Regions from separate parts of the Homo sapiens genome. Here region 2 is linked to region 1. A link is a loop called in an ENCODE intact Hi-C map of the cell type or tissue named here. Cell type or tissue: mammary epithelial cell. All regions are shown on one strand. Each heading gives the region's core, and the rest is flanking DNA. Links, peaks and the distances in the headings are about the cores only.

Region 1 (4,973 bases), core at 1,077-3,576:
TCACAGATGAGAAACTGGAGCACAGAGAGGTTGATTTATCTCTGCAAAAAAGCTCAGGGCCAATGTTGTGGGTCCAACAATCATTCTGGAAGACAAACGTTGTTCGTGTTACCTTCCAAGCTAAGAGAACGAGACTCTGAAGAAAAGGCCAAAAGACCAGAATAGGCCTGAGAAGGTCATATCTAAAAGTCATTCTGAAGGAAGCTGAGGAAAATTTGTGAGTTACTTTCAGGGAATAGAAAGAATGCTTTCTTCTCTTCCAGGTCTCCAGATGCCTTTTGTCATTTGATGCTCCCCCTGGCTCACCCAATACAAAAATCTTGGGAGCCTGGATAACTTCCAGGAGATGGCTGTGCCCTGCTGATTCAGTCCCACTGTGTCTGGGATGCCTGCTCCATCCTCTTTCCAGCACAGTCCCTGAAGAGGAAGCCTCAGTAGGGCACTTGGTCACCTCCAGCTACTGTTGCCAGAGCTGCCCCTGCTGGGAGAAGGCAGGCTCAGGTGCTGGGAGAAGCATCTCAAGTAACTCAACGGACTCACCAGCCCTCTCTGTGATCTGCTCTTCAGACCATGTCATTCTCCAAGGACCAAAGCCAAATTTCCTTCTTTCACCTGCAGAGAAAGATCCAGCTCCACTTTGCCTCTATTTCCTAACTACCCAATTACGCCTGCTTGGTTTTGCTGGACTTTGGCCCATTTATTCAGTCCTCTCAACACCAACCACTTTCCCGGTCTCATCTGGAAGACATTCCATTTGCAAATCTCTTGTGCAGTACTGTTTCTCCCCACCACACCATACCCCCTGCTCCCCACTAGTCCAGTATACCAAGAGTTCCTCTTCCCTGCAGACTCTCCCAAGATAAGGAAAAGGGAGCTCTGAGGGATTCACCTGCTCTAATAGATTACCTAAGGGCTGAAGAGTGGGTTTGCCTAAACTGCACTGCAATTATCTGGGGCTGGGACACTAATTCTTCCCCAGGTTAACACCACATACGTGGTGATCAAAATTATTGCAAAGCTTTTCCCTGATCTTCAATAAATGGGAGGCTTTAAATATTCCATGCCTGTATGTTATACACTCTTTTTCCTGCACAGGAGTGTGTTCTTCCTAAGCAATTCATTAAAAATTATATTCATTAAATACAGAGACTGCAATCACTTAGAATTGTATGCTACAGATGTCTTGCTTTTTTCTGGTATCTGAACCTGACATTTTTTAATAACCCAAAGACCTTAAAAGAATTAAAAATATATCTGCACTCAGCTATAAGACACTCTAGCTCTCCATGAAGTTTGTTTCACTTATATTCCTTTTTGGTTGTTTACTTACTTTTCATCAGACTTCTGAAACTCTGCATAGAAGGAAAACATAGGCTGGGCACGGTGGCTCACACATGTAACCCCTGCACTTTGGGAGGCCAAGACGGATGGATTACCTGAGGTCAGGAGTTTGAGACCAGCCTGCTCAACATGGTGAAACCCCATCTCTACTAAAAATAGAAAAAAAGTAGCCAGGCGTGGTGGCAGGCACCTGTAATCCCAGCTATTTGGGAGTCTGAGGCGGGAGAGTTGCTTGAACCTGGGAGGCGGAGATTGCAGTGAGCCGAGATCGCACCATTGCACTCCAGCCTGGGTGACAGAGCGAGACTCCATCTCAAAAAAAAAAAAAAAAAAGGAAAACATAAAAGAACACACAGCAGAGCTTTGGCAATCCTGGCACTAGATTGGACTCTGAAAATAAGTAATTTACTTACATCGTTTTTACTTTATTTACTCTGGAAAGTAAATAAGCACCTGAAAAACACAGAAATTTTACTCGCTGCAGATGAAGTTTTTATTGCTATTCTCTCTCACATACCTAAGGGCGGTGCCTTCTAAGAAGTGCATAAATGTTAATGTTCAGTTTTTGATATTTAAATTATGTCTGACAGCACTAAGAAACCCTTTGGAGATTTTCTAGTAATGCAGCTGTGCAAAACTGAGAACTTCTCACCCACCTACACAGGCACAGTCACACACACACAGGCGCGCACACACACAGAAACAGACATATATGTAGAAAATCAGAAACATCACCAGAGATACAAACACTCAGATACTCACATGGAAACAGATACACGCAGACCCAAATGCACACAGACACAAACAGATAGTAATCAATCTGTATATCCTCACAACTCATTCCCCAAAGCAGAACCGCCAAATGGCCTTACCTTCAAAGTGAAACTCCACCCTTCCACAGAAATGTCCTCTAATCAGTGCGTCACCCACCACTTCTGTGCCGGTGTCTGTGCAACCCTGCGATTGTCCTGGTACTCAGCATGAGACGCTCTCAGGTGCTGAAGGAATTTCAGCTTTTATAACCCACACAGGCTGGCCAAAATTGTATAACCGCACCACCTCATTAGAAATGCTATTTGTGTTACACAACAGCCACCACCCGGTTACAAACAGTTACTGCATGCCTCTATTATGGTTTCCTTAACATCAATCTGTAGCAGGTTTCTCCATGGCAGGCTGGATAGTCTATTGTAGAAACCAAGCAGCTGCTGAGAATACGTCTCAAACCTGCACTAAGAAGGAAAATTAAAACCTATCTTTGTAAACCCTTCAGTTCAGATGAATAAGTCCACCCATGCTGCTTCCAGCTCAGTGAAAAGGGAGATTAATTTTACTACCTGGTAAGTTTCCATTTCCCCAATCAGGGCCCAAAGACAATTGTTTTCAAAGCTCAAAAAATTTCAGATCTCAAGGTAGGAGTTCATCATTAAAAGGTAGGCAAAGCCAACAAGTAACTGTCACATTGGAGAGCTGACTGCTGGGGTCCAGTTCAACGTGGCATCCAGCAGGCAGGTCTCCACTGATTCCTACTGAACAGTGGAAGTACCCATGAAGACACAAAAGTGATGCATGCACACTGACAGTCTGACATCAGGACTAGGAAAGAAGTCACACCTGTGGCCAGACTTTGCCCTTCCCAGTCCTGACTCCAAGCCAGGGCCTACCAGGAACCTGGGCAGTGGGCACCCTCTGCCCTGTGGAATATGCAAATACCTGCCTCCATCTCCCTAACACCAGACTGCCCTTCCCAAATCCAGAAAGGGAACTCGAGGCTCAGATGACAAACAGCCAGGCAGAAGAGGCATCGACCATCAGCAAGGGACATCTTAGAAGATGGGAGTCCCTGAGATAAAGACAGAAAAAGAACCAGGACAATTCCTGGAGAAAAGCAGCTGTAAGTATTCCTCATTCACAGAAACTTTGAGGAGCTCAGCAGTGGGATAAGAGGATGACACCACCTGACCAGAAGTGACACCTTAGCAGAAACTGGGGAGAAGGTTGGGAGCCAGGTGCTTCAACTGCTCAGGGCAGGAGACCCACCACCACAAGCGCCCAGAACACAGGTCCGCACATGACACATCCAACCCATCAGGTCAACACGCCTAGGGGAGCCAAGAACGGTATTCAGGACATGCTGTGAAGACTCTAACATCAGAGAAGATTTGTTGCAGGAGCCAAAAGAAAATTTAAAACAAAAACAAAAACCCACAGTTGGAATAAAGGAAGAAAAACATTTTTTAAGTTGGTATTTTTTTAAAAGAGGAAACAAGATTGACAATTATATGGAGAAAATGGATCAAAAACAAGACGCTGAGGTGGGGAAGAACAGTAGGGAAATGAAGAACCAGCACTAACTCAGAAGTAAGCCAGAGAAATGGCATCACAAAAGACTGAAACGGAGGTGGGTGACAGACCTGAGAAACTCTGAGAGACAAGGAAAACTACAGAAAGGCTAAGGCTATTCCGAGACAGAGCTGGGCAGGAAAAAGCAAAGAACAAGGCCAAGCTGTGACTCATCAGTGCCTCTCAAGCAGACTTAGAAACAAAAGGGGCAATGAAGCCAGCTATGCTGTATGATTCCATTTACACAAAACATCCAGAGTAGGCAAATCCAGAGGCAGAAAGTTCATCGATGATTGCCTGGGGCTGGGGTGGGGATGGGAGTGACTATTCATGGGTTTTAGGATTCTCTGCAGGATGAAAAAAAGTGCTAAAATTGTATTGTGGTGATGGCTGTACAGCTTTGTGAATAACAGTATACTAAAAACCACTAAATTGTATATTTTAAGATGATGACTATCATGATGTGTAATACACCTCAATAAAACTTTTTCAAAAAGAACAAATGAGGTCGGGTGTGGTGGCTCACACCTGTAATCCTAGCACTTTGGGAGGCTGAGGCAGACGATCACCTAAGGTCAGGAGTTTGAGACCAGCCTGGCCAACACAGTGAAATCCCATCTCTACTAAACATACAAAAATTAGCTGGGTGTGATGGCACGTGCCTGTAATCCCAGCTACTTGTGAGGCTGAGGGCAGGAGAATCGCTTGAACCTGGGAGGCAGAGGTTGCAGTGAGCGAAGATTGCACCACCACACTCCAGCCTGGGCGACAGAGCAAGACTCTGACTCAAAAAAAAAAAAAAAAAAAAAAAAAGAACAAATGGAGCAGACTTCAATAACCTAATATAAAAGATGTAGACTAAAAAACTATTCTGAGATTAAGAAAAATCTGAGTAAAGGGACTAAAAGGGCATTCTAGGTTCATGCAAAATCATATACTTGGACACATCCTAGCAAAATAATTTAACCACAGGATGAAAGAATCGTAGACACATCCAGGGAGGAGAAAATGTTTGGTTTGCTTAAGTGTTAGCTTGAATTAAGCTTAGCACCTGGGTTGTCCACAGCAGTATTAAATGTCAGAAGACAATAACACAAACACAAACTGAGGGAAAGGTCTTAACAAGGAATTTTATACCCAGATAAGGTGCCCTTCATGTGTGAAAGCCAAACAAGATAGTTTTAGATGTGCATGAGCTCAAAAGAAAAGGAGGGAAAGAAAGCCTGAAGCTATATTCCAACCAGGTTGGAATATAGAAGTGGAATTCACAGAGGCCACTAACTAGTATA
Region 2 (4,973 bases), core at 1,552-4,051, 210 kb before region 1:
CAACAGAGCAAGTCTCAGTCTCAATTAAATAAATAAATAAATAAGTAAATAAATAAATAAATAAATAATAAAAATAAAATGAAGATTGTAAATAAACTTGATCAGGTCCAAAGAAAATAGAGTCTTCCTTCATCTTCGCTTATACTTAGATAGCAGGCCGTCTCTATGTGAGTTACTCATTGCCTGAGGCTGGATTCACCAAGAACTAGATGCCAAGTCAAGGATTCATGTACAAGTGGTTTATTCGGGAGGTGATCCCTGCAAATGCTGCAAGTGGGGAATGGAAAAAGGGAAGGGAAGGTAGCCCAAAAAGGCTGTGTTAGCATGTTTATTGCATGGGCAACCGGAGCTTCACTCTGCTTGGGAGGCCCCTGGATGCCAGAGTAGAACATATTCCTCAGGGTTATGCTGCCTGCAGGGCGAGGGAGCTGGGGAATTTATACACCAAGATCTGTCCATCATTGGTTAAGGACAGCTCCCAAAGGCTATACTTCCCTAATAGTTCCAACCTGCTGAGTGCATAGGCTGAGTGGGCTTCCGAGCATGCTGGTCCCATCTCCTAATGATGAGAGGTGGAGGCACAGGAGAAGGTAAACAAATGGCAAAGACACTTAAATACATGAGAAAATGAGTCCAACCTGAACTTTGACTTTTCTGGGTGGCCCACTCATCCCACTAACTACCATAACTTCATTTCGTCTGCTTTTTGCAAAGAACAGACAATTCCAAACAGCCAAGCCTAACAAGTAGCTCATCTTAGCTTGTGGATTCAGAGCACTGGTGGCCTCTCCACCTCCAATTGACACCAGAAAACATATAAATACCTCTAAACATGCCTTGGGTATTTGTTTTTCTAATTGCAAATATTATACCATAACTTAGTTTGAAGGCTTTGTAAAGAATATGCCAGAAACATCTAATATTAGCCCTAAAAACTAGGGCAATCTTTTTTTTAACAGAAGAGTGTTCATATAAACATCAAAAGATGTGATGAGAGTAGTTTCAACTTCTAATCATAGAAATTATAGGGCTATTTCATGAAAGAGGTGCTTTATCAGCTCATCTTGAGTGAATGTTAAAGATGAAGATATGGCTAGTATCTCCAGAGTCTACTGTCTCAGAGAGGTAGCCCAAAGTTGTAAGACTGAGTGCCTTGAGGTAGGGAACAGGAAGCAACAGGGTCTCCAGGTTCACTGAGGAGTACTGACCTGCAATGCGATTCCTACATCAGCAAAGGTCTTCCTTCCATCGTTAGAGGACTCCTGGATTTGCTATGCCTATCCTGATGGCTTCCTACATGAGACCATCCATTCACACTTGGCCCTTACCCAGGCCTGAAATTCTCCCCAGTTGCACTCCACCCACTTATGTCTATCACTTAGCTCAAAGCCAGTAAAGCTCATCTCTGAACTAGCAAAGATTCCCTTTATCCCATCAAAATGTCCTTAACATCTATCTTGAGGTCATGCAGCATGATCTTACTTTGCTGGCATTCTTTCCTTCTTCTGTGGATTCCCAAGCAGAGTACAGATGTACAGATTCCTTGGGGGATAAGAGCTGGAATTTCAGCTTCTTTTTTTTTTTTTTTTTTTTGAGACGGAGTCTCGTCTGTTGCCAGGCTGGAGTGCGGTGGTGCAATCTCTGCTCACTGCAACCTCCGACTCCCTGGTTCAAGCTATTCTCCTGCCTCAGCCTCCCAGGCAGCTGAATTACAGGCACACACCACCACGCCCAGCTAATTTTTGTATTTTTAGTAGAGACAGGGTTTCACCATGTTGGCCAGGACGGTCTCGATCTCCTGACCTCATGATTTACCTGCCTTGGCCTCCCAAAGTGCTGGGATTACAGGCATGAGCCACCGCACCCGGCCTCACCTTCTTTTATATCCCACACAGCACCCAGCACAGAGCACAAAGCTAAGCGCATCGATCCAGCGACTGACTGACTGAATAAATGAATACATGCTATCTTGCTTGTAGAAGCCCAGATTCCTCCTTCTTACGACTCCCACACCCACTTAGGAGATTCTATTATGTCTTAAAAGAAGTTACATCTCCATTAGTGTCAAAGCAACATTATATAAGTGGCTCAACATGATCAGGCATGAATTTCTTTGTTTTCCCACTCACCTGAAAGCCCAAAAACAATCCAGGTGGTGGTAAACACTTCTGATCCTTCAAAGAAAACGGAAGAAAGCGATCCCTACCGTCTATTTTGAATCTACCGTTTTTTGTTTTTGAGTGTCTTTTAAATCTATTCAAAATCCTTTAAGGGCATTTCACCATGCATGGGAGAAGGTCATGGATCCTCAACAAATTGCAAGAGGCCTTTCACAGGCTAGACTCTGCCTTGTTCTCCAAGCTCACCTTCCATAATCCTGATGTGCTCCATATTGCCAGACTCTTTCAAGTCCTTCCCCGCCCTGCGGAGAATCCCTACTCACACCTCAGGACCAGCTCAGACATGGTCTCCAGGAGACCTTTTCTAAGATCCTATGTGAGGTAACTAGCCCCCTTGGCACCTTGTGACATAATTATTCACTTCCATGTACATGTCCCGTAGTGAACTATGAGCACCTCCAGACCTTACCCTGCGTTTGGTCGCCTTGCTCTCCTCTCTGCAGCTGGCACCCAATCTTTCCAGGCTGTCTCTAGGGACTCGAGCCCTTGGGATGGGGTCCTCAATGCTTTTCCACCTGCCTGGCTTCTAAATTCCACTAAGATCCTGTCCCATTCTCTTGGAAACACTAGAACTTACTCTGACATGCCCTATGGAAGTTATTTCTCCACTGCTGTTCAAACCCACTCCCAGACCTGGCCTTCCCTGAGGAGAGCGTCTCAGCCAAATCCAACTGCCTCTAGCTCAAGTTTCCTTGCGGGGGGCCCGCTGGCCTCATCCTGTTAGGTCGTCTTAGAGCCACAGGAGAATCAATGTTCCAGTGTCAGCAGGAAGAATCAATGTTCCAGTGTCAGCCAGCAGGGGGCAGTGTGAAAATACACACACCAGGCCCTTTTTTCAAAGGGTCTCGGCTTCCCTGAGGGTGTCTATCTGTGCCTCTATGAAGCATGGCTTGGGTCATTCCTCCAGTCCCATGGCCAGGTGGATCCTTCGTTTACCTTTCATTTCTATTAAATGAGAACATTCTCAATTCACTAACTGGATTGTTGGAAAGGCAGCAAGCTCTGCTAGATAGTTCTAAATATTTGCATCAAATATGGACCAGAAATTGTGAATCTGTCTTTCAACGCCCTCGGATCTGAGTCAGCAAGGCTGCCACGTGCAAAAGTAGGAACGTTAAATACTTGAAGCTGGGAGAGAATAAGTGGGTTTCTAATCCTCTCTGGTGCATTCAGTTCTAGAAAGTGGTTCTTTGTATTCTACTGGAACATTTCTATGTATGGTTTTTTTGTTGTTTGTTTGTTTGTTTTTTGAGACAGAGTCTCCCTCTGTTGCTCAGGCTGGAGCACAGTGGCACAATTTCAGCTCACCACAACCTCTGTCTCCCGGGTTCAAGGAATTCTCCTGCCTGAGCCTCCCGAGTAGCTGAGATTACAGGCACGTGCCACCACGCCCAGCTAATTTTTGTATTTTTGGTAGAGGCAGGGTTTCACTATGTTGGCCAGGCTGGTGTATGTATGTTTTAAACATGCTTTAAAACAAAATTTCTTTTTAGAGATGGGATCTTGCTATGTTGCCCAGGCTGGAGTGCAGTGGCTATTCACAGGTGTGATCATGGCGCACTGAAGCCTAGAACTACTAGGCTCAAGCAATCCTCCCACCCTAGCCTCCCACGTAATTGAGACTACAGGTATACACCACCATGCCCGGCCTTAAACATGCTTTTAAATGTGTCATAAATCACATTTCTCTGATGAATAAAAAGAATTATCTAATGTTGAGAAAGAGTCAGTGTTTAATCATTTACCTCACAGTGCAGATTTCTTAATAAATTCTGTTATTGAATCTACAGAATTTAACATTATGTTATTTTTGGCCCTGAAGGCATAACTTCAAGCCATTCTGGATACTGAATGTGTTGCTGACATACACATTAGCAAATCACTCAGAAGCATATACACTTTATTGCATTATCAGTAACATGAAGAAATATTTCTATATCATGAGAAAGAGCACTTTCTTCTTGATATGTGTGTAATCCCTTGGTCTTGGGAAGCTAAGGCACAGCTTACAGAGGGATTTTGTATACCCCACTCATTACGTAGCTTAAATCAGGCTGGGTAAACATGTAAACCAAATGCAAATCATCAATCTACATATGTTTAAGAAATAATATAGACATACTGCTGAAGCATGCCTCCCAGGGAGTTCTGGACTTTAAACAGCATCTTATAAATCACCAGCAAGAACAATCAATTAATATTTTGGCTGAGGGTCTTTACCAGACTCCCAAATACCACTGGAGTTAAGCACTGAACCAACACAGGCCAGCTGCAAATAAGATTCATTGCTATGGTTTGGATATTTGGCCTCCCCTCCAAAGACAATATCATGTTGAAATTTCATCCCCAATGTCAGAGGTAGGGCCCACTGGGAGGTTTGGGTCATGGGAGTATATCTCTCATGAATGGCTTGCTGCCATCCTCATGGGAGTGAGTTCTCACTCTTAGTTCCCTCAAGAGCTAGTTGTTGAAGAGTGTAGAACCTCCTCCTCCCTCCTCTTGCCTCCTCTCTCCCCATGTGATCTGCCCACAGTGGTTCACCTTTCCCTTCCACCATGAGTAGAAGCAGCCGGAGGCCCTCATCAGAAGCAGGTATTGGTCCTATGCTTTTTGTACAGTCTGCAGAACCATGAACCAAGTAAACCTATTTTCTTTATACATTACCAAGCCTTAAGTATTCTTTTATAACAACACAAGCAGGCTAAGATAACCCCATCTATGGTCAGTCACCAAGGCCTCTTCTCTCATATGAGTTTTGTACCTTACTCTATTTAATAAAGTTTGTTCTCATGG

The links. Peaks named below come from ENCODE experiments on the same cell type or tissue, not always from the same donor. Only the 100,000 strongest peaks of a DNase experiment are listed, where the experiment ranks them.
Region 2: a loop joins it to region 1, with 4 times the contacts of the local background. A loop is called at or near these places in 14 of 110 quality-filtered maps.

What each region holds. Positions count from the first base shown.
Region 1 is chr20:4,947,632-4,952,604 of GRCh38, forward strand. All of the region lies in intron 2 of SLC23A2 (solute carrier family 23 member 2), which reads right to left. Among named protein-coding and RNA genes, the nearest start is that of SLC23A2, 51 kb to the right of the region's middle. RefSeq lists a silencer at 1,921-1,970. In mammary epithelial cell, for the core only: a CTCF peak has its summit at 2,450; no DNase peak of the experiment used is centred there; H3K27ac peaks cover 426 bases.
Region 2 is chr20:4,738,011-4,742,983 of GRCh38, forward strand. PRNT (prion locus lncRNA, testis expressed) reads right to left here and starts at 2,658. Exons shown (of 2, transcript NR_024269.1): 1 at 2,590-2,658. In mammary epithelial cell, for the core only: a CTCF peak has its summit at 2,986 (motif pointing right); no DNase peak of the experiment used is centred there.